Linked DNA regions of Homo sapiens: region 1 is linked to region 2. The links are chromatin loops, found by intact Hi-C in ENCODE. Cell type or tissue: GM12878. All regions are shown on one strand. Each heading gives the region's core, and the rest is flanking DNA. Links, peaks and the distances in the headings are about the cores only. Region 1 has its middle 350 kb from the start of NR2F2-AS1. Region 2 overlaps LOC112268156 (a long non-coding RNA gene).

What was found. Hi-C counts contacts between places; a loop is a spot of excess contacts. Peaks named below come from ENCODE experiments on the same cell type or tissue, not always from the same donor. Only the 100,000 strongest peaks of a DNase experiment are listed, where the experiment ranks them.
Region 1: a loop joins it to region 2, with 4 times the contacts of the local background. A loop is called at or near these places in 3 of 110 quality-filtered maps.

Annotation. Positions count from the first base shown.
Region 1 is chr15:95,972,519-95,975,435 of GRCh38, forward strand. No RefSeq gene overlaps it. Among named protein-coding and RNA genes, the nearest start is that of NR2F2-AS1, 350 kb to the right of the region's middle. In GM12878, for the core only: no CTCF peak of the experiment used is centred there; a DNase peak (open chromatin) is centred at 1,373; H3K27ac peaks cover 1,715 bases.
Region 2 is chr15:96,036,327-96,039,243 of GRCh38, forward strand. All of the region lies in intron 1 of LOC112268156 (a long non-coding RNA gene), which reads left to right. Among named protein-coding and RNA genes, the nearest start is that of NR2F2-AS1, 290 kb to the right of the region's middle. In GM12878, for the core only: no CTCF peak of the experiment used is centred there; DNase peaks (open chromatin) are centred at 1,395 and 2,505; H3K27ac peaks cover 631 bases.

The sequences.
Region 1 (2,917 bases), core at 245-2,744, 64 kb before region 2:
AGTAGGCTGTGGCAGTGCAGAGCTTCCACAAAGAAACACATGCTCCTGAACATCTGGCAGTGGACAAATCAACCACGCAACAAATATGATCCTGGAGGTGCCTGGGCAAGGGGCTGGAGACAACTGGAAGAGAGACACAATGCCTGTCCTCAAGGAGATGACTTCTTCAAAGAAAGAGAGGGCAGACAAATTCATCTTTATAATGGTTAAAGAGAAGCACGCCTGGCTTGCCTTGTGTTTGGCAGGGTGGGGGGCACGCATGCCTGCCCATTTGCGTGTGTCTCTAGTCAGTGTGAGGTTATGGCAGGAAAGGCAGGGTTGTCTTAAACAGGCTTTAACTGTAAGGATATGGGCACTGTACGCAATGAGAGTATCTCATACAACTAGACCAGCAGCCTGGAGGTTGGGGACATTCACACCACTTGAGCCCCTAGCATATTCCAAAGGGAGTGGGGCTTGGAGATCAGACTGCAAGATAAAAGTGCGACGGAGAGGAGGCAGGCCTCAATGCTGCAGGACTGGGCCTGGACTTGCTCTCTGCAGGGTTTCTTAATTTTCTGTTTAGAGAGTGGTCTGGTTAGTTCTGCATCTTAGAAAGGTCCCTCTGGCCACCATAGAAAAGCGGGATCAAAGCCAGTGAGACCTAAGGCAGAGGAGTCAGTGAAAGAGTCCAAAACAATTGTTCCAAAAAGAGGCCACTGGGGCCTGAGTATCGGGAGCACTGAGGCCCAGCTTTGCCCTCGTCAGTCCTGCAAGACACACTGATCAGTTAGATGGGAGACTAGAGGGGAGAGATGAACTGAGGGTGACTCCTGGTTTCTGTCTTAAATGTCAGGGAATAATAGCAGATAAAGAATGTATATGTGTGTTGCGGGTGGAGTGGGGCAAAGAGGATGCTAACTCTTCATGAATAGCCAGAAGATGAATTTAGAAGTCCCTGGATATGCCCATCACGAGCTTAGGTGAGATGTTAGGGATTCTAGGTCCAGATTTGGGAGACAGAAGAACGGACAAGGTTGCCCAGGATTTTGCAAAGGATAGAAACTCCAGGGAGCATATCTTCTCAAGTAGCAGAAGGCTCAAAAAATTTCAGTTATCTCAAAGGGGCAAATGTGCTGCAAGATGTAGAAGGCAGCAGAAGGCTGAATTGGGGACCTTCTTGACAGCCCTCTCTGCCCAAGGTCCTGTCAGGTCAGCTGAGCCTGCTTGTATGGCCCTTGAAGCTCAGTGATCAAATGAGCACAAAGGAGATAATAACTAACAGCTAGTTTATAAGGATGAAGAGAAATTTGCATACAGTATATACAAAGTGCTTAGTACATAACTGGTGCTTGAAAACAGGCATTATATTTTCGTGTGTGTGTGCGTGGTGTGTATGTGTGTGTGTGTGTGGTGTGTATGGGTGAGAATGGATAAGCCCCCTTTTTCCCCTTCTTTCTGATCCATGGGAGACTCAGCGTTTTGTTCTGACTGGTGCAAAAGGCAATGAAGAGTGGAGAACAACAGGGCAAATTGTCCAAGCATAACTCTGCTGTGGTTCATAGAGGAAGTAATGAGTGGGCAGGAGCACAGCTAAAGACTGCGCTCCCCCGACCCCTGCCTGGTTCCAGAGCCTCAGGGCCCCGCAGCAGAGGGGCTGTGAGGGGAATTCAGCAGGGAGGTTCCTTTTCCCTTCCCAGTTTCAAAGATTAGAGCACATTGTGAGAGATCTACCAATAAAACTGAAAACAGCACGCTGATGATACTTCTGTCTTGCAAGGAGGAGGTAGGCAGAACCATCCTAGGTTTTTTTTTCTAGGAAAATCTATACCTAAGATTAAGAAAAAGCCAAACAATAAAGTGTGTTCATGAATTTATCAAGAAAACAGAGCCTGTCCCCCGCAAACACCAGGGCTGTTGATAGATTTAATAGATACAAAAGTGGGTTCTTAAGAGATTGAGCAGAGGGACATTAAGGTGCTCCACGAGGATCTTTAAAATTCATTTGTTCCAAAGAAGCAGACACTGTCTCTTACACCAGCATCACTACTGGGAGCATCCTTAGTTAGAACTGACAGCCATGGAATTAAGTAAGAAGCACAAAAGACCAACCCCTAAGAGGAAGTAGCTATACAAAAGAATTTTCACAAACACTTCCAAAAAAAAAAAAGTAACTTCTTTGCTTGATGAGGCTGATCAAGATAAAAGATTCACTAAATTAGTACAGTTTCTACAAAAGGCCATAAGAGAGACAATAGATGAGGGAAAAAAAAGAAATTTAAATCAGGCTTGGGTTATGCCAAATAGAGACTGTCTAATTAAACAAAGAAATAAGATGAAGTTAATGTACAGGAACTTTTCCTCATATAGGAGGAAAATAAAGCCTGACAGTTTAAGTAGGAAAGTTTATGATCATTTTTAAAGGAAGATAAGAAAGGCTAAAGACAGAAGATTATTTGATATCAGACAGTTTATTCATTTGCACGTAGACAGATATTCTTTCTTAACACGAAGCATGAAATCTTATGGCCATGAAGCTTCAGGGCCCAGGCATGGAGAGTCAGTTTACAGCTACAAAGACATTTAACAAATCAGTTGGATGAAGATTGCTAGTTGCCCACAAAAATCTATCCTTCCCTACTTCTGGGTCATATGGATAAACCACATTTCCTTGCCTCCCTTGCAGTTAGATGTGGTCATATGACTGACTTATGGCCAAAGAATATGAGAAGAAGTAATGTGTGCCATTTCCCAGCCTGGGCCTTGGGTCGTTGCCTCCTCCATGCCTCTATCTCCTTCCTGCTGGCTGGAACTCAGTAGGGGCTGTGACCTATCTTCAACTGGAAACTCCCCACAGAAGGAGCCTGAGTCCCTGAATGACTCTGTGGAACAGGGAACTTCCACCAACCTGGACTACTCATCTTCGAGTTGAATGTAA
Region 2 (2,917 bases), core at 283-2,782:
AATATTTTTCCTACTAAAATAAAATTTTAATTAAGGCTAAAGATATATTGCCTAAGGTAAGCTAAACTGTTTAAAATTATTAACTGCTTGAATACTTGTTGCTATACTACAAGCTTCCATAAAAGAAAAGAAATTAAGTACTCGAGGGATTAATGCAATTTTGAAAGCTGCACCCCCTCCTCCCTTCTTCTTTTAGATACGCCTAACTGAACCATAACTGTTTTTCTCCACTCAGCCAGACTCCAGCTTTGTGGCTTTTTTAATAACCTGGCTTTTCAAGGCCCTGCTCCGGAGAGCTTTTTCATTTCTGCCGCACTACCTACAAGCAAATTTCTTCCAGTTGCTCAACAGTCGAATGCCTCCCTTTCTTCGTTGCTGAAGCATTTCATTGCAGTTTCATTGACAGGGTGGTGTTCTGTTACAGTGGAATCAATAGCTCAGCGCTTCCCAGCACACCGATTAGCTTGTCAGTCAGGGCCTGGGGGAGGTAGTGTAAATCCCAGAATACCAGGGGCCAGGGGTTTGCAAACGGAGGAATGCACACAGGCCCCGTGGTTGTCTACCACCTGTTGCTGTGCAACATGTGCAGAGTGAATTAACTTTGTTGCTGCAACATGCCTTAAAGGTCAACTGCAATGGAAGCCTTAAGCTTTTGGAATATTTTAACTCATTACAAAAAATCCACCCCTCCTGATTTGTTACTGGTTCTGCGACAAAAAAGGGAATTTATTCTTTGAGAGGCTAAGTTTGACAAACAGGTTGTCGAATGTGGGGGCTTAGTCTAATCTGGAAGGGCATGGAGGGGAGGGCAACTGGTTTCTTATTTTATTTTTCAAAGTAAATGGCCTGCCTGCTTCTTGATTACACATTAATGGAAAACAGTTTCCACAGTTAATGTGAGCATGCTGTGGCTTTCCGTGTGGGGCGTGTGTGTGTGTGTGTGTGTGTGTGTGTGTGTGTGAGTGTTTCTTTCTCAAACTTCTAACAAGACTTTTTTTGATAACTGGGGAGTCATCGGTTTGTTTTGTTTTTGTTTTTTCTTCTCCAAATGTTGGACAAACACGATAATAAAAGAGTAAACAAAGAAATGCAAGATTCATGCAGAAGTTATTATGCATAACTTCTTGGACCACACAACAAAAAGAGGTGTGAGTATTCGAGTTAATAGGGGATTAAATGATTATTGTCTATTAGGAGATAATTACAAAGAGACGTGACTTCAATATACTAAAAAGAAAAGTTTTCCGGTTTCACCGTATAATGCTGTGAAAGCAACAACTTCAAGTGTCAATGATGCTTCCAGTCAACCTCAGGAAATCTTTTGACAGATATTTATTATCCAATGCCAGGTCACCCTAGACCACAAAAGGAAATTCTGTGCTTAGTACATCAAGACACTATGGGCTGAGAAAGGTTTGCTTTCAGCACTTGGAGTTTTCTCACGAAACCGCCTTTAAACTCACCACAAACCACAATGTAAACCAGTGCGCTTCAGATATGACTTGTTAACCTAATTCCACCAAATTAATTCACCCATTTTTAAAAGGATTTCTAATGATGCAAACAAAAGCTCCAAAGCCATGAGAACACCCATTTGAATTCAAAGGTTGGCAGAGAAAATATTAATGTTTTGAAAAAAAATACGCAGAAGGAAAGCATTGAATTCTACAGTGGCCAATGTAATTTTACCCCCAAAAAAGTTATTTACTGAGAAATAAATGTGTCCATTTCAGAACAGAGAAGGTATGTAGCACCCCCTGACTTCATTTCCCTGCGGGGGAAAACAAACGTGTATTCTAATTTAAAGTGGTTGCTTGTCTTTCTAATTCTAATGTGCAGTTGCTAGAAAAATATTATAGAGAAGTTTAATTCTTATACACTTTTAAAGATGTGAATATGTCTTTCTGTTCTTTCCATCCTTAGTTTTGTCAGTATGTTTAATGCCATGGGTATTTATTGCCCAGCAACAGCACACACGCCCCTGTAGCTAGCAATAGAGGGTGTAGTGATATAATGCAAAGAAAATCAAGTCCATGGTCCCTGGACTCCAGTCCTCTAATTCAGCAACACATCAAGTCATGTATAGCTTAGGAAGAGAAATTCATTCCCAGTAGTTAGTAAACATGACCACTCCAATACCATAACTTGGTACTGCATTGCCCAAAAATATACAAAAATATGCCTTCTTCTCTACAAGCTTACTTTCTAGCTTTGCACACACTTCCAGAAAAAGATTTGGTTATTTTAAATCAAACACAGCTCCACACTTTTGCAGAACCACAACCACTGGAGACCTGAGTGATGTTTCTCCTGGTAATGTCCAACTATTTTTAATAACTGCTTTTTCTGAAATCCCGCAGCTACCTTTAGCAAATGAATTCAGGACCTGATACCAGTAACCCCTTAAAACTCTGCCACGAGAAAAAGAAATTGAAGACAGATACACATAAAGAAAAATGAGTCATCATGCCATTGTGATTCCATCTCAGAATTTTCTCTAGCAGTTCTCAGATCCACCCACAATACCCTGTGGATTTCAAGGTGGACATGTGACAGGCATTATGTAGACAGATACAGGATAGGATAGATGTGAGAGCTGAAACCACGTTTACAAGAAATGGGGAAACTACATTTTCCATGTCTTTACCAACATTCTGTTAAAATTTGTGTTTTCAGTTAAAAGCGTCTAGCTGTGTACACTGCCTTTATAGTCACTACGGCTCTGTGTGAGTGTAACTTAGTTTTATTTCACAAGTATGTGTGAATAGCTGCTCCTGCCATCTCCTAACAGGGGACTAGAGTCAGCTCCCACAGAGTAAGAATCCTCTGCTGTCATGGCGTCTTATTAAGCCCATACATGATGATACCTCGCCGGAACATTCCAAGCGATGTTTTAACTCCTCCCTACTGCCCAGCA